6 separate regions of the Homo sapiens genome follow, and regions 1, 2, 3, 5 and 6 are each linked to region 4. The links are chromatin loops, found by intact Hi-C in ENCODE. Cell type or tissue: endothelial cell of umbilical vein. All regions are shown on one strand. Region 1 has its middle 12 kb from the start of WNT6. Region 2 overlaps USP37 (ubiquitin specific peptidase 37). Region 3 overlaps STK36 (serine/threonine kinase 36). Region 4 overlaps CTDSP1 (CTD small phosphatase 1). Region 5 overlaps ZNF142 (zinc finger protein 142). Region 6 overlaps USP37 (ubiquitin specific peptidase 37).

Region 1 (5,000 bases), 440 kb after region 4:
ATAAATCTCCACTTTCTCAGAGTCCCAAGGTAATCTGTAACAGTTTCTTATGTTTTCTTCCAGAAAAGTACCCATTTATAGGATTTATCCTGGATATGCTGTTCGTGTTTCCTCATGAACAGCATGTCTTCACTGTGTCATTATATGTGCCAATTTACGGTATTTGCTATGATATGTGTAATTATTTATCTATTGATGGGCATTCGGGTTGCCTCTAGCTTTCTGAAAAAATTTTGTCTGTTTTGCTAGTACCAATAATGCCCTAACAGGCAGTGTTGTTTAAACATTGTGAAGACATTCAAGAGAAGTCCCTCTCCCTCTCCCTCTCCCTCTCCCTCTCCCTCTCCCTCTCCCCACAGTCTCCCTCTCATGCGGAGCCGAAGCTGGACTGTACTGCTGCCATCTCGGCTCACTGCAACCTCTCTGCCTGATTCTCCTGCCTCAGTCTGCCCAATGCCTGCGATTGCAGGCACGTGCCGCCACGCCTGACTGGTTTTGGTGGAGACGGGGTTTCGCTGTGTTGGCCTGGCCGGTCTCCAGCCCCTAACCGCGAGTGATCCGCCAACCTCGGCCTCCCGAGGTGCCGGGATTGCAGACGGAGTCTCGTTCACTCAGTGCTCAATGGTGCCCAGGCTGGAGTGCAGTGGCGTGATCTCGGCTCGCTACAACCTACACCTCCCAGCCGCCTGCCTTGGCCTCCCAAAGTGCCGAGATTGCAGCCTCTGCCCGGCCGCCACCCCGTCTGGGAAGTGAGGAGTGTCTCTGCCTGGCCGCCCATCATCTGGGATGTGAGGAGCCCCTCTGCCTGGCTGCCCAGTCTGGAAAGTGAGGAGCGTCTCCACCCGGCCGCCATCCCATCTAGGAAGTGAGGAGCGCCTCTTCCCAGCCGCCATCACATCTAGGAAGTGAGGAGCGTCTCTGCCCGGCCGCCCATCGTCTGAGATGTGGGGAGTGCCTCTGCCCCGCCACCCCATCTGGGATGTGAGGAGCGCCTCTGCCCGGCCGAGACCCCGTCTGGGAGGTGAGGAGCGTCTCTGCCCGGCTGCCCCGTCTGAGAAGTGAGGAGACCCTCTGCCTGGCAACCGCCCCGTCTGAGAAGTGAGGAGCCCCTCCGCCCGGCAGCTGCCCCGTCTGAGAAGTGAGGAGCCTCTCCGCCCGGCAGCCACCCCATCTGGGAAGTGAGGAGCGTCTCCGCCCGGCAGCCACCCCGTCCGGGAGGGAGGTGGGGGGTCGCCCCCCGCCCGGCCAGCCGCCCATCCGGGAGGGAGGTGGGGGTGTCGCCCCCCGCCCGGCCAGCCGCCCCGTCCGGGAGGGAGGTGGGGGTGTCGGCCCCCCGCCCGGCCAGCCGCCCTGTCCGGGAGGGAGATGGGGGGGGTCAGCCCGCCCGCCCGGCCAGCCGCCCCGTCCGGGAGGTGAGGGGCGCCTCTGCCCGGCCGCCCCTACTGGGAGGTGAGGAGCCCCTCTGCCCGGCCACCACCCCGTCTGGGAGGTGTGCCCAACGGCTCATTGAGAGCGGGCCAGGATGACAATGGCGGCTTTGTGGAATGGAGGGGCGGGAAAGGTGGGGAAGGGATTGAGAAATCGGATGGTTGCCGTGTCTGTGTAGAAGGAAGTGGACATGGGAGACTTTTCATTTTGTTCTGCACTAAGAAAAATTCCTCTGCCTTGGGATCCTGTTGATCTGTGACCTTACCCCCAACCCTGTGCTCCCTGAAACATGTGCTGTGTCCACTCAGGGTTAAATGGATTAAGGGCGGTGCAAAAAAACAAACAAACAAAAAAAAACATTGTGAAATTACAAATTCATTTTGAACTTAGAAGTAAAAATGATGCATTTGGGTCTTCTGTAAAATTGGATAGTTTTGCATGATGCCAGATGTCTTTTCCCCAAGAGGCATTTAAAAACACTTTTGTAAGCAGAAAGAGAAAGAGTGAAAGGCAAAGTCTCATCTTAAGCTCTCCCCCCACTCCCCTATCCCCAGAAGCCCCCTCTCCCGCACCCTAGAGTCCCCAAGGGAAGATGGTGCTGGAATGGAATGTTACTTTTTAAATACCAAGGGTTTAGGCTGTAATTGCTACTAGCCCAGAGAGGTAAAATGCTTTGCCCTAAACGAGGCCTGGGACCCGGCTCCTTGCCCTGTCCCCAAGCCGAACTCTTCTGAGCAGCGCTGTCCCTGCAGTCAGGCCCTGGGGGACCTCAGTCTGATGCTCACTTTTCCTGTCTCATCTCAGCTCTTTTCCGCCCTCCGCTGGAAGGGCTGAAGAGTGACTCAAATCTGCTCCTTAGGCTCTGGCGCCCTCTGCTGGCTTCGATGATTCACGACAATCCTTAAAAGACGGTGGGAACTACACTCAACCATTCCCGCTCTTCACTGCCATATGGGGAAACTGAGACAGCAAGTGGGGAAGTGATTTGGTCAAGAACTCAAAGCAGGCCGGGAGCGGTGGCTCACGCCTGTAATCCCAGCACTTTGGGAGGCAGAGGCGGGTGGATCACCTGAGGTCAGGAGTTCAAGACCAGCCTGGCCAATATGGTGAAACCCCGTCTCTACTAAAAATACAAAAATTGGCTGGGCGCAATGGCTCAGGCCTGTAATCCCAGCACTTTGGGAGGCCGAAGCAGGCGGATCCCTTGAGCTCAGGAGTTCGTGATCAGCCTGGGCAACATAGTGAAACCCCATTTCTAAAATAAATAAATAAGTTAGCGCGCCTGTAGCCCCAGCTACTCGGAAGGCTGAGGTGGGAGGACGGCTTGAGCCCAGGAGGTGGAGGTTGCAGTCAGCCAGGATTGCACCACTGCACTCCAGCCTGAGCGACAGAGTAAGACCCTGTCTCAAACAACAACGACAATGATAGCAACAACAACAACCATTCGAAGCAAATCATCTCCTAGGATCAGGATTTGGACCTTCTGACCCTTCTTCCAGCACTGCTTCCAGCACACCATTGTTGGAAGGAATGGAGAAGGCACAGAGATGTCATCCACTGGGGCGGTATGCCTTTCTACCTATTCAGGCGGAAACCCCTGGACTGGAGAAGTAAATGCTCAGCTGAACTCGTCCTTTGCTCTGCTCAGAAGCAGTGGGTCCTGCTGCTCCCTCTGGGATGCTTCATTCCTCCCCTCTGCACATGGATAGGTTTAATAGCCCTCGGCATAGGCTGCGCGTCCCCAAATGCAGTTATTCATAGGCCCTTTTATGTATTTTTGCCATATCTGTGTACCACCTGCACTACTATAATTATTTTATTTTATTTTTATTTATTTTTTCTGAGACGGAGTCTCACTCTGTCGCCCAGGCTGGAGTGCAATGGTACAATCTCGGTTCACTGCAACCTCCGCCTCCTGTGTTCAAGCAATTCTCCTATCTCAGCCTCCTGAGTAGCTGCAACTACAGGTGCCCACCACCACACCCAGCTAGTGTGTGTGTGTGTGTGTGTGTGTGTGTGTGTGTGTCCTGAGACAGAGTTTCATTTTTGTTGCCCAGGCTGGAGTGCAATGGCGCGATCTCGGCTCACTGCAACCTCTGCCTCCCAGGTTCAGACGATTCTCCTGTCTCAGCTTCCTGAGTAGCTGAGATTATAGGCGTGTGCCGCCATGCCTGGCTAATTTTTGCATTTTTAGTAGAGACAGGATCTCACCATGTTGATCAGGCTGGTCTCGAACTCCTGACCTCAGGTGATCCACCTGCCAATTTTTGTATTTTTAGTAGAGACGGGGTTTCACCATGTTGGCCAGGCTAGTCTTGAACTCCTGACCTCAGGTGATCCACCCGCCTCTGCCTCCCAAAGTGCTGGGATTACAGGTGTGAGCCACTGCGCCTGGCCCTATTTTATTTTTTGAGATAGTGCTTCACTTTGTCATCCAGGCTGTAGTGCAGTGGTCTGATCATAGCTCATTGCAGCCTTGATCTTCTGGGCACAAGCGATCCTCCCACCTCAGCCTCCTTAGCTGGGACCACAAGCATGCACCACCATGCCTGACTAATTTTAAAATTTTTTTCAGAGATGGGGTCTCGCTATGTTTCCCAGGCTGGTCTCAAACTCCTGGGCTTGAGCCATTTTCCTGCCTCAGCCTCCCAAAGTGCTGGGATTACAGGTGGGAGCCACTGTGCCCAGCCAGACTATGATTTCCTTAGTGTTTTTCTTTAAATGGTCTCATTTTAAACCTGAAATTCCAAGTAAATGTGTCATCCTTACCCTGGGTAAAGATGCACAGGTGCATCTGGTTTCCTGAGAATTGTCTTTGAGTGCTGATTATCCTCACCTAGTGTGAGAAGACTTGATCCTCACTCTGAATTCTTCACTTAAAAAAATAACCATTATTTACCGGCCAGGCACGGTGACTCACACCTGTAATCCCAGCACTTTGGGAGGTGGAGGCGGGCACATCACTTGGGGCCAGAAGCTGGAGACCAGCCTGGCCAACATGGTGAAATCCCGTCTCTACCAAAAATAGAAAATTTAGCCGGATGTGGTGGCGCATGCCTGTAATTCCAGATACTCAGGAGGCTGAGGCAGGAGAATTGCTTGAACCGGAGAGGCAGAGGTTGCAGTGAGCCAAGATCGCACCACTGCACTCCAGCCTAGGCGACAGAGTGAGACTCTGACAAAAAAAAAAAAAAAAAAATACCCAACCCAAAAAACCCACCATTATTCATGAAGGAGAACCTGGATTTTTCAGCACTGGCCTTGCTCGGTGGCTCAGTGTCTTCACATCACTGTTACATCCTCATTACAGCTCTGCGGGGAAGGCATTCTTATCCTTGTGGGAAATCGAGGCACAGACAGTCTGGTTACTTGCCCAAAGCCCCATGGTTCTTAAGAGGTTGAGCTGAATTCGATCACTTTCTATTTCCAAAGCCAACTGATACGATCTTGCTTGCCTTCTAAAATTAAAAGTAGGATGATGCAAAGCTATAGTTAAGAAATCATGGGCCGGGTGAGGTGGCTTATGCCTGTAATCCAAGCACTTTGGGAGGCCAAGGTGGGCAGATTGTCTG
Region 2 (5,000 bases), 60 kb after region 4:
GACTACAGGTGCGTGCCACCACACCCAGTTAATTTTTTTTGTATTTTTAGTAGAGATGGGGTTTCACCATGTTGGCCAGGATGGTCTCGATCTCTTGATCTTGCAATCTGCCTGCCTCAGCCTCCCAAAGTGCTGGAATTACAGGCATGAGCCACCATACCCAGCCCATTCCAGTATTTTTAAAGCTCCCCAGTAAATTTGAATGTGCAGTTAAGATTAAGAACCACTGATCTAGAGAAATTAGATTTCTTTTTTTTTTTTTGAGACAGAGTCTTGCTCTATAGCCAAGGCAGAAGTACAGCAGTAGCGTGATCTTGGCCCACTGCAACCTCCACCTCCCGGGTTCAAGCAATTCTTGTGCCTCAGCCTCCTTACTAGTTGAGAATACAGGCGCACGCCACCACAGCAGGTTAATTTTTGTATTTTTAGCAGAGACAGAGTGTCACCATTTTGGCCAGGCTGGTCTAGAACTCCTAGCCTTAAGGGATCCACCCACCTTGGCCTCCCAAAGTGCTGGGATTACAGGCGTGAGCCACAGTGCCCAGCTTAGATTTCTTAATCTGATTATCTGATGAACCCAAAGCAGGCCTCAAACAAGTACTAAACCTACCCATTCATTCTAGGGAGTCTTGGTAAATTTTTACTAACATGACTTGGATTGCACAGGATTAGATAACTATGAAAAATCAGACCTGTAAGTCAGATCCTGTTGCCTATAAATCTGATATTTCAGGTGACTGTAACAGTGGAAAACAAATGGCATAAACTGAACATTGAAGAATAGGTTACTACATAAAGAAAAGAGCAAGGGCTGGGGGCAAATAGCTCATGCCTATAATCCCAGCACTTTGGGAGGTTGTGGTGGGAGGACTGCTTAAGCCCAGGAGTTTGAGACCAGCCTGGGCAACAGTGAGACACTGTCTTTACTAAAAATAAAAAAATGAGCCGGGCATGGTGGATGCTCCTGTGGTCCCATGTACTTGAGAGGCCTAGGCAGGAGAATTGCTTGAGCTCAGAGTTTGAGGCTGCAGTGAGGAATGATCAAGCCACTACATTCCAGCCTGGGCAACTGAGCAAGACCCTATCTCAATAAATAAACAGGAAGACAGATAAATGTTCTAATACTAAAATCTGAAAATTAGATTTTAGAAAATATTTGTGATAATTCTATGTTCAAATAATTCATAAAAAATTTATATTCTTAGAAAATAACCAAAACAAATACATTGCCTTAAAATACAATTATAAAATCATGGTGTTATACTGGTTGTTTCTACAGCTTGCAAAATAATGCTGGACTGGGAAGCCAGGCATGGTGGCTCACATCTGTAGTCCTAGCACTTTAGGAGGCCAAAAGGGGAGGAGTGCTTCAGTCCAGGAGTTCAAAACCAGCCTGGGCAACATAACAAGGCTCTGTCTCTAAAAAATTAAAATAGAAAATAAAAATAAAAAGAAAAGAAAAAAATAAATTTGGACTAGGAATAATCTATAATACCCCATCCTGTTTTAGCAAGCAATGAATTATAGTTATGAAAGGTAACCAACAATACATTTTATTGCATTTGGATTGTCAAAAAAAGAAACACTACCCACGTACCTGTTTCAAACCCAGGCTGGAGTGCAGTGGCGTGATCTCAGCTCACTGCAACCTCTGCCTCCTGGGTTCAAGCGATTCTCCTGCCTCAGCCTTCTGAGTAGCTGGGACTACAGGTGTGTGCCACCATGCCTGGCTAAGTTTTATATTTTTAGTAGATGGGGTTTTGTCATGTTGGCTAGGCTGGTCTCAAACTCCTGGCCTCAAGTGATCCGTCCGCCTCAGCCTCCCAAAGTACTGAGATTACAGGCATGAACCACCAAACCCTGCCTCAAACAAGTCTTTTTTTTCCCCAATGACTTACTCTATGTAAATCATCTGGAACAATGTCTGACACATAGTAAGTGCTCAACACATTAGTTATTATTATTATATTTCTCAGGAAAGGTAAGTACAGAGAAAGTAGCAATATAAATATCTCTTACTTGCTCTTGAAGGCTCTGAGCCAGTGCCTGCTGAAGCTCTTGCTCTTCCCTTTCACGCTCCATATCATACTGCTGGAGCCAATCAACTTCTCCCTGAGATCCTTCTGGAGTTTTGTTTTCTTTATTCTCATCACAGTCTTTAGTTATCTCAGTAAAACTGGCAGGATCTGAGGAAGCAGAACATAACATTAATTTGGAAAATCCTAATAAATGGAAATTTCTGAACTAGAGTGACACCTACTGTTCATAAAGCAATTTACCCTAATTTCATCTATAATTTGCTTAGGACATACAATTTCACCTTACTAGATCTACGTCAGGGTTGATCAACCTAGAGCTATTGACATTTTGGGTGGGACAAGCTTTTGTTGGGGTGAGGGGAGAAGAGTATGTCCTGTGCATTGTAGAACGTTTAGCAGTGTTTCTGGCCTCTACCTACTAGATATTAGTAGCATCCACCCTCTACAGTTGTGATAACCAAAAATGACAGACACTACTATATGTCCTCTGGAAGGCAAAATTGTTCTTGTTTGAGAACAAATGATCTACAGTGATGGTTCTAAAAGTTAATTAATCATCAGAAACACACTATGTAAAGATGGGGAAGAAAAAACAGCCATAGGTCATAGTGTCACTTGACCAAGTACTGGAAATAAAATATTTTTAGAGCAAATGAAGTAAGAATTAGGCCAAAATGATCAAGCTACTATTGAGATTTTCCCCATTCTTTTTTTTATTTTTTGGGGACAGTGTCTTGCTCTCTCACCCAGGCTGGAGTCCAGTGGCACTATCTCGGCTCACTGCAATCTCTGCCTCCTGGGTTCAAGCAATTCTCATGCCTCAGCCACCAAGCAGCTGGGATTACAGGTGCACGCCATCACACCTAACTAATTTTTGTTTTAGTAGAGATGAGGTTTCATCACATTGGCCAGGCTGCTCTCAAACTCCTGACCTCTGGTGATCTGCCCGCCTTGGGCTCCCAAAATGCTGAGATTACAGGTGTGAGCCACTGTGCCTCGCCGATTTTCCCCATTTATTACACTGTATGTTGAACATGTGTTTAAACATTAATAATCAAACAAGCATTGTATATATCTAAATCAAGAGTGTATGGCAATATACAGTGTGTGTTTAAAACATTCAGGAAGGTAAGAAATCCCCTCCCCCCTCCTCCCTTCCCCCTCCCCCTGCCCAGGCTGGAGTGCAGTGGCTCACTGCAACCTCCACCTCTTTCAGGCAATTCTCCCGCCTCAGACTCCTGAGTAGCTGGGACTACAGGCGCCCGCCACCATGCCCAGCTAATCTATATCTATCTATCTATCTATCTATCTATCTATCTATCTATCTATTTTTTTTTGAGATGGAGTTTCGCTCTGTTGCTCAGGCTGGAGTGCAGTGGCGCGATCTCGGCTCACTGCAACCTTTGCCTCTAGGGTTCCAGCGATTCTCCTGCTTCAGCCTTCCGCGTAGCTGGGATTACAGGTGCACGCCACCACGCCCGGCTAATTTTTGTATTTTTAGTAGAGACGGGGTTTCACCATCTTGGTCAGGCTGGTCTCGAACTCCCGACCTTGTGATCCGCCCACCTCAGCCTCCCAAAGTGCTGGGATTACAGGCGTGAGCCACCGTGCCTGGCCTAATTTTTGTATTTTTTAGTAGAGATAGAGTTTCACCATGTTGGCCAGACTGGTCTTGAACTCCTGACCTCAGGTGATCCACCTGCCTTGGCATCCCAAAGTGCTGGGATTATAGGCGTGAGCCACCCCTCCCGGCCTGTTCCTTCTCAATTTCTAGACTACGGCTAGCTAAAATAAACAGAATAGTTATGATTTTTTTCTGGTTATCTGAATTGTTAGAGCAATAACATTTCATGTTTTTTTTGTTTTTTTTTTTTTTAAGACTGAGTCTTGCTCTGTCGCCCAGGGTGGAGTGCAGCGGCACAATATCCGCTCACTGCAACCTCCACCTTCTAGGTTCAAGCGATTCTCCTGCCTCAGCCTCCCGAGTAGCTGGGATTACAGGTGTTCACCACCACACCTGGCTAATTTTTTATATTTTTGGTAGAGATGGGGTTTCACCATGCTGGCCAGGCTGGTCTCGAACTCCTGACGTCAAGTGATCCGCCCACCTCGGCCTCCCAAAGTGCTGGGATTAACAGGCGTGAGCCACCATACCCGGCAATTTCATAATTTTTGTATTATTATTATTTTTTGAGATGGAGTTTCGCTCTTGTTGCCCAGACTGGAGTGCAAGGGCGTGATTGTGGCTCATTGCAACCTCCACCTCCCGGGTTCAAGCAATTCTCCTGCCTCAGCCTCCCAAGTAGCTGGGATTCTCCTGCCTCAGCCTCCCAAGTAGCATGCACCACCATGCCCAGCTAATTTTGTATTTTTAGTAGAGGCGGGGTTTCACCATGTTGGTCAGGCTGGTCTCGAACTCCTGACGTCAGGTGATCCATCAGCCTTTGCTTCTCAAAGTGCTGGGATTACAGGATTGAGCCACCATGCCCGGCCCACGATAATTTTCAATACAAATACAAGCGTTAACTATATCAAACATTACTAAAGTAAACCTCCTCATCAAGAAGTATTTAACTGGCTAACGAGAATTACCTTTATATACTCATGCTATACATACTGTTATTGAGTTTGTATACGCTCTTTACCTGCCCTAGTACTGTATTTTATCTTATTTTATTTTTTGAGACCGACTCTCACTCTGTTGGCCAGGCTGGAGTACAGTGGCACAATCTCGGCTCACTGCAACCTCCAACTCCCGGGTTCAAGAGATTCTTATGCCTCAGCCTCCCAAGTAGCTGGGATTACAGGCGTGTGCCACCACACCCGGCTCATTTTTTATTTTTAGTAGAGACAGGGTTTCACCATGTTGGCCAGGCTGGTCTTGAACTCCTGACCTCAGGTGATCCACCTGCCTTGGCCTCCCAAAGTGCTGGGATTATAGGTGTGAGCCACACTGCGCCC
Region 3 (5,000 bases), 280 kb after region 4:
CCTTCCTGGGTACTCGCCAAACTGTGTTGCTTATATCACTTTATTCAGGTATAATTTATGTATAAGATTTACACTTTTTTGATGAATGATAAATGATTTTTAGTAAATTTGCTAATTTAAAAACTGTTAACCATAGTTCAGTTTTAGAACATTTTCATCACCCCAGTAAAATCCCTCATACCCATTTACGGTTTTTTTTTTGAGACGGAATCTCACTCTGTCACCCAGGCTGGAGTGTAGTGGTGTGATCTCGGCTCACTGCAACCTCTGCCCCGCGCAGGTTTAAGCAATTCTCTGCCTCAGCCTCTGGAGTGACTGGGATTACAGGCTCGTGCCACCACGCCCGGTTAATTTTTTTGTATTTTTAGTAGAGATGGTGTTTCACCATCTTAGCCAGGCTGGTCTTGAACTCCTGACCTTGTGATCCGCCCGCCTCAGCCTCCCAAAGTGCTGGGATTACAGGCGTGAACCACCGTGCCCAGCCTTTTTAAAATTTATTTATTTATTTATTTTTAATTTTTGAGATGGGGTCTCACTCTGTCATCTAGGCTGGAGTGTTGTAGCACAATCTTGGGTCACTGCAGCCTCTGCCTCCCTGGTTCAAGGGATTCTCATGTCTCAGCATCTCAAGTAGCTTGGATTACAGGCGTGCACCACCATGCTTAGCTAATTTTTTGTATTTTTTGTAGAGATAGGGTTTTACCATGTTGCCCAGGCTGGTCTGGAACTCCTGGGCTCAAGTGGGCTCAAGTAATCCTCCCACCTTGGCCTCCCAAAGTGCTAGGATTATAGGTATGAGCTACTGCCCCCAGCCCCCATTTACAGTTAATCATTATTCCCCTTTTTATAGCTGGTTAGTATTCCGTTATATGGATATATCACATTTTGTTTATCCACTCACTAGTTGATTAGATATTGATGTATTGGGTTGTTTCCACTTTTTAGCTTTTATGAATAATGCTGCTATGAACATTCACAAGCAAGTCTATGTATGGATAAATGTTTTTATTTCCCTTGGGTAACTACGTAGGAGTAGAATTGCTGGTCATATGGTAAATTTATATTTAACATTTTAAGAAACTGCTGAACTATTTTCCAAAGTGGCTGTACCATTTTACATTCCCACCAGTATTATATGAGGGTCCTTGTTTCTTCACATCCTTGTCAACACTTGTTATTGTCTAACTTTTTTACTATAGCCATTCTAGTAAGTGTGAGATAGTATCTCATTGTTATTTTAATTTACATTCCACTAATGATGAATGTTGAACATCTTTTCATGGCTTATTCACCATTTGTATATCTTCTTTGGTGAAATATCTCAAATCTTCTGCTCAGTTTTTAATTTGGTTGTTTGCGTTATTGAGTTGTAAGACTTCTTTGTATATTGTCAACATAAGACCTTTATCAGATGGGTGATTTGCAAATATTTTCTCCCAGTCTGTGGTTTGTCTTTTCATTCTTTCTCATAAGAGTGTCTTTTGAAGCAAAAAATGTTGAATTTTGATTTAAGTTCAGTTACTGTTTTTTCCCTTTGTGGTTCATACTTTTGATGTTGTGTATAAGAAATCTTTTCCAAATGCAAGGTCTTAAAGATTTTCTCTTTTCCTAAGTTTTATAGTTTTAGCTCTTACATGTAGGTTTCTGATCCATCTTGAGCTAATTTTTGTATATAATGTGAGGAAAGGATCTAAGTTGATCGTTTTTGCATGTGGATATATAATTGTCCTGGCACCATTTGTGGAAAAGAACTCTCCTTTCCTCATTGAATTGGCTTGGCACTTTGCACTTGTCTTTTGGCGCTAACACGTTTTCCTCCTAGTGTTGGATAACTTGCAGTGTGGGGAGGCAGACTGAAAGCTCTGCCTTTAGGGATAAGACTCCCTCTGGTGGAATTCCAGCTGCACTACTCATTAGCTGCGTGATCTTGGACTACTTACTTGACTTATGCAGAAGCTTCAGTTTCTTCATCTATAAAATGGCTAATTCTATTTATTTCACAGGGTTATTGTAAATATTAAATGAGCAGATGCCAACATTTAGAACAGCTAATGGAATATTATAAAATACTTGGTGTAAATGTTCTTCTTTTGAAGAATAACCATTTAAAAATACAATACTGGCCAGGCATGGTGGCTCACGCCTGTAATCCTAGCACTTTGGGAGGCTGAGGTGGGAGGATCACTTGAGGTCAGGAGTTTGAGGCCAGCCTGGCCAACATGGTGAAATCCCATCTCTACTAAAAATACAAAAATTAGCTAGGTGTGGTGGTGGGCACCTGTAATCCCAGCTACTTGGGAGGCTGAGGCAGGAGAATCACTTGAACCCAGGAGGCAGAGAGGTTGCAGTGAGCCAAGATTGCACCATTACACTCCAGCCTGGAGGACAAGAGTGAAACTCTGTCTCGAAAAATAAATAAAGGGCAAAAATAAATAAAAATATAATACTATCCTTAGCATGCAGGCTGTATACAAATAAATGTTAGGCTGGATTTGACCTGTGAGCCATAGTTTGTCAACCCTGATCTAGAGTTGAATAATGTTGTTTTGTCTTTCTGTGGTTAAATAATATTGTTTTATATGCATTGTTTTGAATTTTCAGAAGCATGTGCGGTGCACGTGTTTTTTGTTTTTAAGGTGAAGGGCTGGAGAAGGGAGGGAGCAGATGGGAATGGCACTTAGTCTGACAGAGATCCTGAGGAGAGGCCCCTATCCGTTGGTCACTGGTGTTCTGTGTTAGGTAACCTGACCATCTATTGTCTTCTTCCCTGGTACAGTTCCCCTATTTCCCTGCTTTCCTTCTCTGTGTTTTAGACTTGCAAAGAAAGGAATGCAAGCATGTGGTCTGCTTTCCCAGCTCCTTGGGGATGCTTGGTATGTGTAGTTCTCCTTCTTTTACCTCTGAAAATATCAATCGTTGCCTCTTTCCCTCATGTCACCCAGATCCTGAAAGGCATCTTGGAGGGTGCTTCCCACATCCTGCCTGCATTCCGGGTCCTGAGCAGTCTTCTCTCCAGCTGCAGTGATTCTGTTGCCTTGTATTCCTTCTGCCGGGAGGCAGGGCTTCCTGGGCTGCTGCTGAGTCTACTCAGGCACAGTCAGGAGAGCAACAGCCTCCAGCAGGTAAGCACCAGGCCAGAAGCCTCTGAAGACTTACAGAGGTTCTTTTTCTTGGATTTATCTCATTCAGATTGCCATCTCTCTTTGGTCTGACTGCCTTTTATTTTCTTTCCTCCTCTTTCTAGTTAGTAGACTATTAATTGCAAACTCTAATGCCTTCTGGGGCCAGGCAGATAAGGTCTGCCATGAAGTAGGCTATGCATGTGACTATATGAGTTGTGGGGAATATGATGAACTAGAGTTCACATGCCTCCTCTAAATAGAGTAGAGGCATCCTTTCCTCAGCCTCCAGCCCATTGTTGCCACAGGGAAATATGGGCCTGAGAAAACTAGCCAGATCTTCTAGTTTTCTAAGAAAAGGTAGAAACCCAAATTTTTATGTGTAATTTTTAAATATTTAGAGCGCTGTGCTTTGAAATGTTAGATCCTAGGCTTCATTGACCTGATCTTACAGAGCAGAGTACTAAAATTCAGAGGTAACTCATACACAGTCACTAATTTGTAAATGGTCACAGAGATAACAAGTGGAAGAGCTGGGATAGAGACTCAATGTGTTTGGGGCCAAACCTCTACTTCCCCCTGCTGTGTCCTACGGTAGCTGGACTGAGAGGATGGGGAATGTTTCAGAGTCAGTGTAAATGCCTAATAGGGCCTAGGATGAGGCAGCTGGAAAGCTGCACTTTGTTGATGAGTATTAATCTTGGGTGATTTTAAGGAATTTAGAGAAAAAGATTTTTGAAAAATAGAACCTCCTATACTCCAAAATGCTATTCAGGCCAAACAAGACACATTTAATCCAGGCTGTTCACAGCCCATTGGCAGATTCTCTGTTACCCCTAGAACTCTCTCTCTGCCTATACTTCTCTTCTGTCCCTTTCTGTTTGATCAACTTGACTGGGTCTCTATACACCCTTTCTACTGTTTTTTCTATTCTTTGTTTCCATCCTTCACATTGCCCTTACTCTCTTCTCCTTTTCCTGGGCAGCAATCTTGGTATGGGACCTTCTTACAGGACCTGATGGCTGTGATTCAGGCCTACTTTGCCTGTACCTTCAATCTGGAGAGGAGCCAGACAAGTGACAGGTAGGATAAGAAGTGCTTTTGCATTGTTGGCAAGTTTGGCTTCTGTTTCTACCCCAAGTGCCCTTCCCATTTAGGAACAGGCCAAGTATGAAGAAGCTGTGATTTGTTACAGGTTTAGGAATCAGCTGAGTGGCCACTCATAGTCCTTTTAAGGACCCTAAGACAGCTCCAACTTGGCCTCAAGACTTACAGTTTCTAAGAGTCAGCAGTCACCATGGTCCTAAAATGGAAGGGTCAAGATGTGAATAACCTATTCCAGGAAGCCAATTGGATTAAAGAAAGAAAGAAAGAAAAAAAATATGCGAATAACCTAGAGAAAATGGCAAAGAAGGGGCTTGGAGGGTGTATGTGTGTGTGTGGCAAGGGAGAAGGGAGGAACATTCTGATGTGTCCCTTTGCAGAGATTCTCCTACCTGCCCAGGACTGACCCATTCACCACATCCAGGCTTTTAGTAGAGAGATAAGAAATCATGGGCTCATTTTCCACCCCCAGCCTGCAGGTGTTTCAGGAGGCTGCCAACCTTTTTCTGGACCTGTTGGGGAAACTGCTGGCCCAACCAGATGACTCTGAGCAGACTTTGCGGAGGGACAGCCTTATGGTAATCTGCTCCCACTTCCAGATTTCTGTGTCTCCTATCATTCTCCGTGTTTCTCCCATCCCCTTTCTTATGACTATGTAGGGTCAGATCAAGTTAATATGACAAACATTTGTTAAATTCCCACCATGCCATATGCCATGTGAGTAAGAAAAAGTGCCTGCCTTCAAGGGACTAGGGATAATTTAATAGGGGAGAGGTA
Region 4 (5,000 bases):
TTGTGACCTACTGATGGCCCACAGAATTAATTTAGTGGGTTCTGATTGGGAATTTTAACAAAATGAAATAGAATAGAAAATATCCGGTCGGGTGCAGTGGCTCATGCCTGTAATCCCAGCACTTTGGGAAGCTGAGGTGGGCAGGTAGCTGAGCCCAGTAGTTCAAGACCAGCCTCGGCAACATAGTGAAACCTTATGTCTACAAAAAATACAAAAACTAGCCAGGCGTGGTGGCGCATGCCTGGAGTCCCGGCTATGCAGAAGGCTGAGGTAGGAGTATCACTTGAGCCCTGGAGGCAGAGGCTGTGGTGAGCCAAGATTGTGCCACTGCACTCTAGCCTGGGCAACAGAGCAAGACCCTGCCTCAAAAAAAAAAAAAAGTATCCGAGTGCTTCGCACAGATAAGGTTAGGAATTGTGAAGCTTTTGCATTGTTACGTTATAAATGTGTTTTCCTGGGGATTGCTGTCAAAAAAGTTTGAACACTGTGGGTGAGGGGTTTTCAGAAACTGCATGATCTGAGTAGTGGCTACATAGGGCTGGCCTGGAAATTCTGCACCCAGGACCACCTGCCCCCCTCATCTTCCTACACCCACTTCCCCAGGTACCGGTGGCCTCGTGGTTTGACAACATGAGTGACACAGAGCTCCACGACCTCCTCCCCTTCTTCGAGCAACTCAGCCGTGTGGACGACGTGTACTCAGTGCTCAGGCAGCCACGGCCAGGGAGCTAGTGAGGGTGATGGGGCCAGGACCTGCCCCTGACCAATGATACCCACACCTCCTCCCAGGAAGACTGCCCAGGCCTTTGTTAGGAAAACCCATGGGCCGCCGCCACACTCAGTGCCATGGGGAAGCGGGCGTCTCCCCCACCAGCCCCACCAGGCGGTGTAGGGGCAGCAGGCTGCACTGAGGACCGTGAGCTCCAGGCCCCGTGTCAGTGCCTTCAAACCTCCTCCCCTATTCTCAGGGGACCTGGGGGGCCCTGCCTGCTGCTCCCTTTTTCTGTCTCTGTCCATGCTGCCATGTTTCTCTGCTGCCAAATTGGGCCCCTTGGCCCCTTCCGGTTCTGCTTCCTGGGGGCAGGGTTCCTGCCTTGGACCCCCAGTCTGGGAACGGTGGACATCAAGTGCCTTGCATAGAGCCCCCTCTTCCCCGCCCAGCTTTCCCAGGGGCACAGCTCTAGGCTGGGAGGGGAGAACCAGCCCCTCCCCCTGCCCCACCTCCTCCCTTGGGACTGAGAGGGCCCCTACCAACCTTTGCCTCTGCCTTGGAGGGAGGGGAGGTCTGTTACCACTGGGGAAGGCAGCAGGAGTCTGTCCTTCAGGCCCCACAGTGCAGCTTCTCCAGGGCCGACAGCTGAGGGCTGCTCCCTGCATCATCCAAGCAATGACCTCAGACTTCTGCCTTAACCAGCCCCGGGGCTTGGCTCCCCCAGCTCTGAGCGTGGGGGCATAGGCAGGACCCCCCTTGTGGTGCCATATAAATATGTACATGTGTATATAGATTTTTAGGGGAAGGAGAGAGGGAAGGGTCAGGGTAGAGACACCCCTCCCTTGCCCCTTTCCTGGGCCCAGAAGTTGGGGGGAGGGAGGGAAAGGATTTTTACATTTTTTAAACTGCTATTTTCTGAATGGAACAAGCTGGGCCAAGGGGCCCAGGCCCTGTCCTCTGTCCCTCACACCCCTTTGCTCCGTTCATTCATTCAAAAAAACATTTCTTGAGCACCTTCTGTGCCCAGCATATGCTAGGCCCACCAGCTAAGTGTGTGTGGGGGGTCTCTACGCCAGCTCATCAGTGCCTCCTTGCCCATCCTTCACCGGTGCCTTTGGGGGATCTGTAGGAGGTGGGACCTTCTGTGGGGTTTGGGGATCTCCAGGAAGCCCGACCAAGCTGTCCCCTTCCCCTGTGCCAACCCATCTCCTACAGCCCCCTGCCTGATCCCCTGCTGGCTGGGGGCAGCTCCCAGGATATCCTGCCTTCCAACTGTTTCTGAAGCCCCTCCTCCTAACATGGCGATTCCGGAGGTCAAGGCCTTGGGCTCTCCCCAGGGTCTAACGGTTAAGGGGACCCACATACCAGTGCCAAGGGGGATGTCAAGTGGTGATGTCGTTGTGCTCCCCTCCCCCAGAGCGGGTGGGCGGGGGGTGAATATGGTTGGCCTGCATCAGGTGGCCTTCCCATTTAAGTGCCTTCTCTGTGACTGAGAGCCCTAGTGTGATGAGAACTAAAGAGAAAGCCAGACCCCTATCCTGCTTCTGTGGTTATTGCGGGGGACTTCAGCAAGTGGGGTGTGTGCCTTGCACCTGCGGCTGCCGTGGGCCCCCCCCCCCCCGCTTCAGCACACCTAGAGGGCTGTTGGTGGAGGGAGGGGCTGCCCGGCCCTCGACACTTCAGGTGGGAAGGGCAGCGTCAGAGCACAAATTTGAGCCTCCAGGCTGTGCTCGTCTACGTCTTCCCGCCTCGGGTATGTGGTCTGCAAAATGGAGATGTGCCCTATTGGCAGGACTAATTAAGTGCCTGGACACAGACGACAGGATACTAGTAGCTGGAAAGCAAAATTCGAAGGCCTGGGTAGGGGCAGTCCTGGAATGCGGCGGGGGAGGGGGCGTGGCCTCTGCCCTGGAGCAGAGGGGCGGGGCTTGTGCGGCTCCGAAGGCAGAGGCGGGGAGCGGGGCGAGGCTCTGGGTGGAGGCTCCAGCGGCAGAACTTGTTGGCCTGGGTGCGGCGGGCTCCGGCGCCTGGCTCTGCCGGGCGGCCTGGGTGGGGCCGGCGCCGGGGCTCGGCCCCCCCCGCCCCTCTGCGGCCTCTGAGCAGCCATTGGCCGCGCCCCCGCCCCACTTCCCGCCCCGCCCCGCGTCCGGGAGGCACTTCCTTTGCGAAACCGCGCGGCCCCAGGCGCCGGCAGGAAATGCCCTCCCGCCGTCCCCAGCCAGCCTTTGCTTGCTTCCCACGCCAGCCGCTAGAGGCCTCCCTGTCCTCGCGGACGCAGGAACTCCCCGGGGGCTGGAAAGATGGGGCCCACCTCACTCACCCCTTTCCCGGGGGTCGGGCGTTTCTGGAGCCCCCACCGCACACACCCAGGGAAGAAGGGGGAAATGCCTCTCAGGTGTTGGTGCCTGCGCCCCAGCTCCACCTCCCCATCGTGTCTGCTCAACACCTTACCTCCTGAATCCAGCCCCCAGGCGGCCTCTTGGTGCCCCAGACGCTGATCGGTCCCCAAGTCTGTGTGAGGGGGAGTCAGCGCTGTGTGAAGCCGCCCTTTGTCCTCCTTCCACTACTTTTCTCTGGTAAAAAAGATTCAAGAAGCACCCTGGAAAAACCTGCAGTTACCCTAGTCTCAGTTTTGGCCTGGGCTGGACCACAAGAGCCCTTGGCTATATAAATTCACAGTCCTCTCCGGTCTCTGCCCTCATCCTCGGGTCCTGCTCTTATTTCCTGCTCTCCATGCAAACACTGATCCTCCCAGATGTGCATCGCAGAGGCCAGATAAACACGCAAAGGAGCTCCAGACTTTGAGACCACAGTGAGGCTTCCCCACCACCACCACCTACACACCCTGTACCCACATGAAGTTCAAGTCAACCACATGTATCGGGTGCGTACTGTGTGCCAGGCACCGTGCCAGGACCAGGCTGTGCCTCTGCTCTCAGGGAACTCACATCCTAGGGTGGAGAGAAAGAAACGTGAACAGATGGTCACTGCAATTCTGCAAATGCAGCACGGGAGAACCATGGAAGGCGGGTGAGGACAGGGGACACCTAGCCCTACTTGGGCAGCCCTGGAGGATTGGAAAACACTCCCTGCAGTAGCGAGGCTCAGAGGAGTTTGGAAATGAGGAAATGAGGCCGCAGAATGCAGGAGGGGGTAGATTATGCAGATCTATGGCCAGACCAAGGGAGTGGCCTTTCTTTTTTTCTTTTTTTTCTTTTCTTTTTTTTTTTTTTTTTTTTTTTTGAGACGAGGTCTCTGTCTCCCAGGCTAATGTGCAAAGGCATGATCATGGCTCACTGCAGCCTCAACCTCCTGGGCTCAGGCCATCCTCCCGCTTCAGCCTGTAGGAGTATTTGGGACTACAGGCATGCACCACCACGCCTGGCTAATTTTTAAATTTTTTTTTGTGGAGATGGGTTCTTACTATGTTGTCCAGGCTGGTCTGGAACTTCTAGGCTCAAGCGATCCTCCCACCTCAGCCTCTGAAAGTCCTGGGATTGCAGGTGTGAGCCACCGCGCCTGGCTGGGAGTAGCCTTTTTCTTGCAGGCAGAGGGTGCCTTTGAGGAACCCTGAGCAGGAGTGAGCTGTGCTGAAACCTGGCAGCTGCACGTTGGAAGCTAAATTAGGCGTACAAGGATACAAGACCCTATTGGGAGACCACAGGCGTGGTCCCAAACATGGAGGATGAAGACCTGAACTTAGGCAGAATAAAGAGGAAAGGAAGGGGCCGGGTGCAGTGGCTCACACCTGTAATCCCAGCACTTTGGGAGGCCGAGGCGGGCAGATTGCCTGAGCTCGGGAGTTCAAAACCAGCCTGGGCAAAATGGCGAAACCCCATCTCTACTACAAATTCAAAAAAAAAAAAAATTAGCCTGCCGTGGTGGCAGGCGCCTGTAATTCCAGCTACTCAGGAGGCTGAGGCAGGAGAACCACTTGAACCCGGGAGGCAGAGCTTGCAGTGAGCCGAGATCACACCACTGTACTCCAGCCTGGGCGACAGAGCAAGACTGTCTCAAAAAAGAGGAAAGGAAGGAGGGATGGATGTGACATAGGAGATAAACTTGGCAGGAAGAGGTGGCTAGCTGGCCCTGGGGGCAGGAGTGGAGGAGTTGGAGGAAGGTGATGTCTTCTGGCTTTGGAGATGTCAGATGTGAAAATGTCTCTACTAGAGCCTGGTGTGGGGCAGAGATTCCCTGTTTGCTTGTAACACACACACACACACACACAATCACTCCAGAGGATGTAGGGAAACAGGCCTGTAAACTGGTGCAACCTCCTTGGAAAGTG
Region 5 (5,000 bases), 240 kb after region 4:
TGCTTCAGCCTCCCAAGAAGCTGGCATTACAGGCGTCTGCTACCATGCCCAGCTAATTTTTGTAGTTTTAGTAGAGATGGGGTGTTGCCCAGATGGCCTTGAACTCCCAAGCTCAAGCAATTTGCCCGCCCCGGCCTCTCAAAGTGCTGGGATTACAGGTGTGAGCCATTGCACCCGGCCTTAGGAGGAGACTCTCCAGGGACCGGAGAAAGAAATAGGGCCAGAAGTTAGATCCGAGAGGAAGCTAGCTTGGCTAAGATTCTTGGGATTGGGACGGAGGCCTATGTGTGTGTTGTACCTGAGGTCCCCTGCATGTTTTCGCATGTGCACACGGAGGTAGTGCTTCCACTTGGTGACATAGCCACATTCAGTGCACATGTAATCCTTGGTGTTGGAGTGGGTCAGCATGTGCTTGGATAGGTAGCTCACGTCTCGGCATGTGAAGTCACACAGCTCACACTTGTGGGGCTTCTCACCTTATATGGGGGATGCGGATGAAGGGAGAGAACACAGGTCAGATACAGATCAAGTGGACAGACCATTTCTTCCAGCAAGCCTGCCCTGATGCCAGGGAGGAACAACAGCTTCATGTGCTACCTGAGATGGTGAAAACCTCACAATAATAAAGGGCTGCTTCAGGGCCCTCTCAGACAACTACTCCCCCAACTCCCACACCAGTGAAGATGGGAAGAAAGTAAAGACCAAGCTTTTCTTTTTTTTTTTTAAATTGAGACAGAGTCTCAATCTGTCGCCCAGGCTGGAGTGCAGTGACGCTACCTCAGCTCACTGCCAAGCTCGGCTGCCCGGGTTCAAGCAATTCTTGTGCCTTAGCCTCTCGAGTAGCTGGGATTACAGGTGCCCGCCACCACGCCCAACTAATTTTTTTGTATTTTTAGTAGAGATGGGGTTTCACCATGTTAGCCAGGCTGTTCTCGAACTCCTGACCTTAGGTGATCCGCCCGCCTTGGCCTCCTAAAGTGTTGGGATTACAGGCGTGAGCCACCGTGCCCACCCCAAGCTTTTCAAAACTAGCTTAAAGTCCACTCTTGATTTGTTTTACAGCTTGCTGTCACTATGGTCAACTACTCAGCCTAATTTTTCTGTTTTCTAGAACAAAAGGAAAAATAAATGAGACAACAGAACAGAATGGTCAAGAATTCTGATCTGAAGTCCAACACAGTAATAAAAATATTAACAGCCAACATGAACAAAGTTCTTATTATGTGACTAGCACTCTTCTGAGCACTTTGTAAAAAAATTCCTCCTCTCGGCCGGGCATGGTGGCTCACGCCTGTAATCCCAGCATTTTGGGAGGTCGAGGCAGGTGGATCATGAGGTCAGGAGATCGAGACCATCCTGGCTAACACGGTGAAACCCTGTCTCTACTAAAAATACAAAAAATTAGCTGGGCATGGTGGTAGATGCCTGTAGTCCCAGCTACTCGGGAGGCTGAGGCAGGAGAATGGCGTGAACCCAGGAGGTGGAGCTTGCAGTGAGCCGAGATTGGGCCACTTTACTCCAGCCTGAGCAACAGAGCCAGACTCCATCTCAAAAAAAAAAAAAGCCTCCTCCCCTCAAATTTTCAGAACATCCTTAAGAGGCAGGTGCTATTATCACCCTCATTTTACAGATAGGGAAACAGAGGCACAGAGAAATCATAGAGCCATTAAGTGGTAGTTTAAATCCTAGTTGACTACCATGTGGGTTTGAGCAGTCTGTTTCCTTGCCTCCAAAAGGTTGGTATAAAGATTATATGAAATGTCCCAAAGCTGTCAGTGATACTCAGTGAGAACTCAAAGGTGAGCTGTCCATATTGATGGTCAAGACCTGGCACTGACAGGCTGGGGGCCAGGTTCCTTCAAGACCCCTCCTTGTTGTCCCTGCCCACTCACCCAGACCCCTTCCCTATGGTGAAAAGGCTAGCAATGTGGTATTCTGGTTCTAACACTATCTGTGTGATCTTAAAGTAGGTCTCAGAGTTTGTCTCTTTTCTCATCTTTATCTGCCTTACTTAAAAGATTAAGCCTTTTGGAAAGACCTCAGAAACATGAGATTTTGTGACTAAAGCATGTACAGGAATGAGTTCAGTGAGAATGGCTTTGTCCCAGGATGCCTACAATTTTTTCTCCCAAACCAGTGTCTTTGATGAAAATTCTAAAAATGTCCTGTCAATCCACTGATGTTGATATAGAGATCACAAATGGGATGATGCTGTAGCAGGAAGCTTGGTTTGGTTGTTACCTAAAGCATCAAGAATGCTAGAAGACAGTTACGAGTGCGAGTTAAACATCTGCAACTTCCAGGTCACTGGAGGTGATCTTTTTCAGTGTCATGGATGCCCAAGTTATAGAAGGCCATATGCGTGTGGATGGCTCAGTCCCCTCGCCCGTCTCTCTTAGCATATCCCAAAACATGAATTGCAAAGTAAGGTATTTGTCCTGGTTTAGGTTTCTTCAGGCTTGGTGTTAACCCACTCAAGCCTGACTAGGGGTGGGCAGAACTGGACAAGGGCTTAAGAGCGAGGCACAGCACCACAGTGGTTAGAGCACAGGCTCTGGAATCAGACTGCATGGATTCAAATCCTAGCTCTACTACTTTACTAGCTAAATGACACTCAACTTAAGGCTCATTTGTAAACTTGGAATGCTAGATCTATCTCTAGGAATTTTGGGTCAAATGAGAAAACGTATGCAAGACCCTTTGTAGCCAGTATCACCACCATCATTATTACAACATTATTTTAAGGATGGAAACCATCCTACCCGTATGTAGAAGCATGTGTCGGATGAGCACCCTCTTGTGGGCAGTGGCAAAGTTGCACTCAGGACACTGGTGGATCTTTTCATGAGCATGCATCTTGCCTACATGATCCTGGTAAGCCACTGGGTTGAAGGTGGCAAAGGGGCAGAAGGTGCAGCGCAGCTCTTCACTGCCAGGGTGGCCCTGCTTCTTGTGTTTACGGAATAGGTGCTTATTGGAACAAGCAAAATCACAGTGGGGGCAGTGGAAGGCGTAGTGACTCTTGTGGTGGGCCTCCATGGCTTCGGCTGTGGCAAAGAGCATGGGACATGAGTGATGGCGGCACTCCACAGCCCGCACCCCATGGGTCTCCTTCAGGTGCTTAATGAAGGCCTTGCGGTCGGGTGCTGCATAGCTGCAGCCCTCCTGAAAGCAGCGAAGGGGTAATGGCTCTGCTGCGGCTGCTGCCGTGTGGCTCTTGAGGTGCTCCTTTAGGGCCTGGCTGAGGCGGAATTCCTCACGGCAGACAGGACAGGCATAGGTGTCTGAGTAGAAGTTGGAAATATCTTCATGCATGCTGGCCATGTGGCGGTTGAGTGCATTCCTCTCCACCGCACTGTAGTGGCACAGTGGGCAGTGGTGGGCCTTTTCACCCAGCTCCCGCAGCAGATGGGTCTTGAGCTTGCTCTTACTGGTGAAGAACTTCTGGCAGTTAGGGCACTGGAGGCTGGGGTCTGGGAAGTGGAGATGCAGGTGCTCCACCAGATGAGTCCGCTTCTTAAAGCAGCGCTTACACTCTGGACACATATGGGTCTTGAAGAGGGACTCGGTGCCAGAGACCACATCCCCTGGGAAAGGGAATACAGAGAGTTGAGAGAGTGAGATTTTTCTGGGGAAAGCCAGATAATGGGAGAACCACAATTTGCTCAGACACAAACGATGTGTGGCCTCTCTGCAGGAAACCAAGCAAAAGGGTCTCAAATACTGTAGTCTCAAAAAAGGGTGAGAAACTCAAGTTTTAAGAGAAGCAAAATCACAAGGGCTTCTCAGGCCTTGCTGTGACAGCCTGTTTGAAGTGCTTTACTCAGCTACCTGCTCTTCTTGAGCCTTTGTTTAGAGCTGCTTAAAATAATCTGAATGGAGCATTCTTGTTCTTTCCTGCCTTGTTCTATGGGGGCAGGCAGAAGCATCGGCAAGATTAGTTAGAAGGAAAAGAGCCCCCAAGGGGGTGAGCCAAAAGAAGGTACAGTACTCTTACTGGCTCACAGGCTCTAGATAATAATGAAGTTGGTAATAAATACAACCCAATCTTTCTTATTCACTTGATAACTATGCTCCTTGTGGGATGACTTTCAAATATTCTACTGAGGTGAAAAACTGGGAAGCAAAGATTCAGAAAAAAGTATTTGAGGGCTCAGTGCCAGACAAAATAGGCTGCTGATCATCAATAACTTCTGGCATCTCTATATGATGAAGATCACCTCCTGCTTCCCTGCTAGAGTTTTCTGCCTGAGGAAAACCAGCCCAGTGAAGCAAACTCGATTTACCCCAATGCTATATTACTAAAGTCTTTACCATTCACTCATTTATCATTTTCCCACTAGACCTTGACTTTTGAGTCAAGGTAGAACAGAATAAAAGGATCCGAACCAAAGCTCAGAAAACAAACCCCAGAGCCTCAATGGCAGGGTTTCAACAATCCATTCTTCCCCACCACCAAGGGCTTCAAGCCTCAGAATGTCATTACCTTCCAGCCGCTGAGCCCCTTGGCCTTTATCCACAGCCTTTTGGGAGTCCTTCTGGGTGTCACTCTTCTCTTCTTTCTCTACATTCTCCTCTTCAGCTGTCTCCTGCCCAGGCAAGGGTGTACCTGCTTCCTGTGAAGGTTCTCTCTCTCCTGGAGGCAGTTTGGGAGCTGGAGATACATAAAACTTGATAAAGTCTACAGGAGCCAATAACAGCACTAAATGCTTATACTTCTCTACCTACTGGCTGAAATAATCACCCTCTCCCACTTTTAGCATAAGGAGATCTTGGGTTTTATGTATAAATGTATTTCCACTCAAGATGAAAATAGGAGGACGAAGAGCTAAGTTATTAGCAATGTTCCAGTCTAAAGTAACTCAAACCTCAGAGAGCACCACTTTCAGACTCCATGAAGCTGACAGCAGCGAGGTCATTGAGGTCATAGGGGGCTGAAAGTAGAGAATGGGTAGACTGCAATTCCTTCTCTTATCAGAATTCTGGCCTCTCCTGGCCCG
Region 6 (5,000 bases), 110 kb after region 4:
ACTGGTGTTGGTAATCTTGATTTCTTGGTTAAGGTATCTTCTGGGTTTCTCTACAGTGAAGTTTCTATTTTTCCTTTTGTAATTAAGAAATATAGGGAGATACTTTTGAGACTATGCAAATACCCTGTTTCTCATCAAACTTTTGTCCACTAATTTTAGCACCCAATGATACATTTTGACTGCAATTATTACTGCAGTATTTGATTAAGGTAATATTTTATTCCTACAACCCTCTGAAATTCTTAATTGGAATTCTTCTGTTAGGAGAGCTCTTCAGTCTCTACACATTCATTCATTCATTTCAGTATGGACTCAGACATATTTATTTTTTTTCTATAGGTTTAATCCAATATTATCATTTCGTAACTATAATTGTTCTAGTTTGGGCCATTGGTAACCCTTTCAGGTTGGCTCCTGTGTCTTTCGGACATTTCCTCATACTTTTTTGTGCATATCTTTACTTTCTGGCACCACAAGATGTTATAGACTGATCTTGCATTTTCCCTGCTCTAGCCCTGGAATCAACTATTATTTCAAGGAGCTCTGCTTTCTTGTACTGAATAATGGTATTTAAAAATCAGGGTCTGCAAGCTACCACTGACTTTCTTCACAGAATTAGAAAAAACTACTTTAAATTTCATAGGGAACTTTTTTTTTTTAAGAGCCCGTATAGCCAAGACAATCCTAAGCAAAAAGAACAAAGCTGGAGGCATCACGCTACCTGACTTCAAACTATACTACAAGGCTACAGTAACCAAAACAGCATCGCACTGGTACCAAAACAGATATATAGACCAATGGAACAGAACAGAGGCCTCAGAAATAACACCACACATCTACAGCCATCTGATCTTTGACAAACCTGACAAAAATAAGCAATGGGGAAAGGATTCCCTATTTAATAAATGGTGCTGGGAAAACTGGCTAGCCATATGCAGAGAACAGAAACTGGACCCCTTCCTTACATCTTACGAAAAAATTAACTCAAGATGGATTAAACACTTAAACGTAAAACCTAAATCCATAAAAACCACAGAAGAAAACCTAGACAATACCATTCAGGACATAGGCATGAGCAAAGACTTCATGACTAAAACACCAAAAGCATTTGCAACAAAAGCCAAAACAGACAAATGGGATCTAATTAAACTAAAGAGTTTCTGCACAGCAAAAGAAACTATCATCAGAGTGAACAGGTAACTTACAGAACGGGAGAAAATTTTTGCAATCTATCCATCTGACAAACATCCAGAGTCAACAAGGAACTTAAACAAATTTACAAGAAAAACCAAACAATCCCATCCAAAAGTGGGTGAAGGATATGAACAGACACTTCTCAAAAGAAGACATTTATGCGGCTAACAAACGTGAAAAAAAGCTCGTCATCACTGGTCATTAGAGAATGCAAATCAAAACCACAATGAGATACCATCTCATGCCATTTAGAATGGTGATCATTAAGAAGTCAGGAAACAACAGATGCTGGCGATGATGTGGAGAAACAGGTATGCTTTTACACTGTTGGTGGGAGTGTAAATTAGCTCAACCATTGTGGAAGACAGCATGGCGATTCCTCAAGGATCTAGAACCAGAAATATCATTCGACCCAGCAATCCCATTACTGGGTATATACCCAAAGGATTATATATCATTCTACTATAAAGACACATGCACACATAAGTTTATTGCAGCACTATTTACAATAGCAAAGACTTGGAGTCAACCCAAATGCCCATCAATGATAGACGGGATAAATAAGAAAATGTGGCACATATACACCATAGAATACTATGCAGCCATAAAGAAGAATGAGTTCATGTCCTTTGCAGGGACATGGATGAAGCTGGAAACCATCATTCTCAGCAAACTAACACAGGAACAGAAAACCAAACACTGCACGTTCTCACTCATAAGTAGCAGTTGAGCAATGAGAACACATGGACACATGGAGGGGAACATCACACATGGGGGCCTGTCAGGGGATGGGGGGCAAGGGGAGGGAGAGCATTAGGACAAATACCTAATGCATGCAGGGCTTAAAACCTAGATGACAGGTTGATAGGTGCAGCAAACTACCATGGCACATGTATACCTATGTAACAAACCTTGCACATTCTGCATGTGTCCCAGAACTTAAAGTAAAATAAAATAAAATAAAAAAATCAGGGTCTGGCACTAGGGTGCTCATAGTTACTTGGGTGCAATTGCTTCAAGGTACCCCCCCTAGTGGACTGAGCTAGGAAATGTATGTACGTGTGTAACCCAAGACATACAAATGCATGTATGTTTATTTTGAATCAATCTATACATGAATTTACATATATAAAACCTTGAGTTCATATTAACATCTCTGATTCTAACTGAACACCAAAGGTTCATACTAGCTTTCTTCCTTTCCTTATTTCTTTCTCTGACATTGCAAGCCTGGATCTCAGTATCTACAATGTTTACTTGTTCAATCCAAGTATACACATGAGGTGGTTTCAGAACTGCTAACCCTACACCCCTGTGAGAAACAAATTATGAACTAGAGTACAATATTTGTGTACTCATGCATTTTTGATATATTGAAGTCTAATGTAGCTGACTCTTTTACCTTCTCCTGGATAATGAAAGAAACTAGGAACAATTTAACTCCATTTAATTATTCTGTGTCTTCCTTCACTTCTGGTTTATATGTTATTGTTGTCATTTAAACCCAACAAGATATTACTATTGTTTTGTATAACAGAATTTATCAAGATAGACAGCATATTAACTTTTTGTTGCTCTTCATCCTTCCTGAAGCTCCAACCTTTAATCTGAGTTCTTTTTCCATCTGCCCAAAAACTTCTTTAGCATTTCCTTTAGTACATATTTGTGGGTAAACTCTGTTATTATTTTGTTTTGTATGATAGTGTCTATTTCACCTTTACTTCGAAACTATAGGATATTTTCACAGCAAATAAAATTCTATGTTGGCAGTTATTTTATTTCTGCATATTGAAGATATTTCTGGCTTCTACAATTGCTATAGAAAAGTCAAAGGTCAGATATTTTTGCTCCTTTGAAGCTGAAATGTTTTCTCCCGGTTGCTTTTGAGACTTTGTCTTTATTTCTAGAGTTTCACTATGACATGCCTAAGGGTAGGTTTCTTTTTCTCAATCCTACTTGGTATTCATTAGGCTTCTTAATTCTAAAGTCTGATTTTATCACTTTTGGAAAATTCTCAGCCAATATCTTTAAATACAGTTTATACCCCAATGTCCCTCTTCTTTGAGACTTTAATAAGACACAATAGACCTTTTAACTATATTATGTCTCTTAACACTCTCCTGTATTGTCTTTTTCATGTTTTATTCTAGAGCCTCTTCTGAGTCATCGTTCAGATCACTAATTCTCTCAATTACTATTCCCCCCACCCCTTTTTTTTGAGATAAGGTCTCATTCTGTCACTCAGGCTGAAGTGCAGTGACATAATCACAGCTCATTGCAGTTTTGACCTCCTGGGCTTGAGCAATCCTCCCACCTCAGCCTCCCAAGTAGCTGGGACCAAAAGTGCATGCCATCATGCTTGACTAATTTTTAATTTTTTTGTAGAGACGAGATTTCCCAATGTTGCCCGGGCTGGTCTCAATTATGTTTTATGCTGGAAAAAAAATCCAAAACAGATTTGAGTTTTTGTATTTTTCATTTCTAGATTTTCTATTTGATTTTTTTAAATCTGTGATAATTTCACAGTTTAAGGTTTTCTACAGAAATTTCCTTTATTTCTTTTGATGTGTTAAATATTGTTCTTTTATAATCACTGACTCATTAATTCCAGAATATGTGGAGCCCTGTGGTCCACTGCCGATCTAAACTATTTCTTCTAGTAATAATTCATGTTGACCTGTCTTGCTGCATGTCTGGACACTGAACAGTATTTAATCAAATCTAAGATACAACCAATTATAAGACATAACATTTATTTCAGGTAGTACTAAGAAAGAAAAAACAATGTCAACCAAAGTATATAATGACTTCTATGGCTTAGAATTTTTACTTCTTACTGGAAGCTTTTTATGTAACTAGATACACATTTTTATCATGTTGCTCTTATACAAAAAGGAAAATATAAAACCGGTTAAGATATTTCTAATAACTCACATTCAGAATCTGAATCTTCTGAATCATTTTTCCCACCCAGGGTCATAGATTTTTCAGTTTTTCCAAAAAGTGCTGCTACCTGTGCTACTAAAAACAAAGGTGATGTTGTATTTCTTCTTTCTTTCTTTTCTTTTTTCTCCAATTAAGCCCACAGTGTGATGATGCTGCATTTCTAGATAGTAAATAGTGCCACACTATGTCTCCGGGAGTTTCCTTCTAAGCCAATGACATTCATTTGGCAAGGTCTAATACTGAGGTTATCTTAATCTTACCAAAAGAAGCCCACAGATTTTCAGATCACAACTAGAATTTGCTGCCCTTTCTTAAGTGGTCATTTTAAGTGGTCTGACTAAAAAATATAGTTTTTCAGTAATACCACAAATGACAACCAAGTCTGCTAATGTGCAGGTAATGCCAACTATGTTACAACTGCCTCCTGGCAGCAATTTAAGATGTCACAATATCTGATATACTTCCATTGTAAATACTAATGTGAAAAAATGTACATCTAAGAATTATAGAAATATGTTGAGGTGTAGTAGGAAAATGTCTTCCCCCAGAGAGAATTTTCATTTAGTACATTTATTATGTCAATCATCTAGGATACTAGCCACTTATAATCAACTTAATTAAATTTCAGTGCTTGCAATAACTGGGCCATACAGATTAATAAAATTCACAGAAAGGCTGGCTTACTTCTAGCTCATCCTTATTCCCAGAGGGAACCCTTCAGTACACACTGAAATATGTGGAGTAATGTACTAGGCTCCCTATATTGGTAGGTCCTAGCCTCTATTGTCCTTCTAGACTCATGAGTGTGTCAAAAGCACTGCTTGGTCTTTCAGCAATCTCTTCTGGTTCAGCCAACGTGC

The links. Peaks named below come from ENCODE experiments on the same cell type or tissue, not always from the same donor. Only the 100,000 strongest peaks of a DNase experiment are listed, where the experiment ranks them.
Region 1: a loop joins it to region 4, with 6 times the contacts of the local background. A loop is called at or near these places in 13 of 110 quality-filtered maps.
Region 2: it touches region 4 in a loop (7-fold over the local background); 91 of 110 quality-filtered maps call a loop at or near these places.
Region 3: it touches region 4 in a loop (18-fold over the local background); 10 of 110 quality-filtered maps call a loop at or near these places.
Region 5: a loop joins it to region 4, with 14 times the contacts of the local background. A loop is called at or near these places in 65 of 110 quality-filtered maps.
Region 6: it touches region 4 in a loop (13-fold over the local background); 8 of 110 quality-filtered maps call a loop at or near these places.

What each region holds. Positions count from the first base shown.
Region 1 is chr2:218,845,585-218,850,584 of GRCh38, forward strand. No RefSeq gene overlaps it. Among named protein-coding and RNA genes, the nearest start is that of WNT6, 12 kb to the right of the region's middle. In endothelial cell of umbilical vein, a CTCF peak has its summit at 2,290 (motif pointing left); a DNase peak (open chromatin) is centred at 2,287.
Region 2 is chr2:218,463,991-218,468,990 of GRCh38, forward strand. It overlaps USP37 (ubiquitin specific peptidase 37), which reads right to left. Exons shown (of 26, transcript NM_020935.3): 21 at 2,020-2,186. Among named protein-coding and RNA genes, the nearest start is that of VIL1, 47 kb to the left of the region's middle. RefSeq lists a silencer at 2,136-2,430. In endothelial cell of umbilical vein, no CTCF peak of the experiment used is centred here; a DNase peak (open chromatin) is centred at 2,201.
Region 3 is chr2:218,685,755-218,690,754 of GRCh38, forward strand. It overlaps STK36 (serine/threonine kinase 36), which reads left to right. Exons shown (of 27, transcript NM_015690.5): 12 at 2,943-3,122; 13 at 4,105-4,202; 14 at 4,696-4,801. Among named protein-coding and RNA genes, the nearest start is that of STK36, 16 kb to the left of the region's middle. RefSeq lists a silencer at 1,796-1,965. In endothelial cell of umbilical vein, a CTCF peak has its summit at 1,899 (motif pointing left); a DNase peak (open chromatin) is centred at 1,867.
Region 4 is chr2:218,403,694-218,408,693 of GRCh38, forward strand. CTDSP1 (CTD small phosphatase 1) reads left to right here. Exons shown (of 7, transcript NM_021198.3): 7 at 604-2,248. The coding sequence ends at 732. Among named protein-coding and RNA genes, the nearest start is that of MIR26B, 3.5 kb to the left of the region's middle. RefSeq lists a silencer at 2,496-2,875 and enhancers at 2,986-3,195, 3,226-3,375. In endothelial cell of umbilical vein, a CTCF peak has its summit at 2,980; a DNase peak (open chromatin) is centred at 2,748; H3K4me3 peaks cover 354 bases; H3K27ac peaks cover 1,452 bases.
Region 5 is chr2:218,645,873-218,650,872 of GRCh38, forward strand. ZNF142 (zinc finger protein 142) reads right to left here. Exons shown (of 11, transcript NM_001379659.1): 6 at 4,487-4,654; 7 at 2,763-3,587; 8 at 299-476. Among named protein-coding and RNA genes, the nearest start is that of ZNF142, 11 kb to the right of the region's middle. In endothelial cell of umbilical vein, a CTCF peak has its summit at 2,811 (motif pointing left); a DNase peak (open chromatin) is centred at 2,799; H3K27ac peaks cover 84 bases.
Region 6 is chr2:218,514,562-218,519,561 of GRCh38, forward strand. The region is part of intron 10 of USP37 (ubiquitin specific peptidase 37); the gene reads right to left. Among named protein-coding and RNA genes, the nearest start is that of USP37, 51 kb to the right of the region's middle. In endothelial cell of umbilical vein, CTCF peaks have their summits at 2,230 and 2,430; no DNase peak of the experiment used is centred here.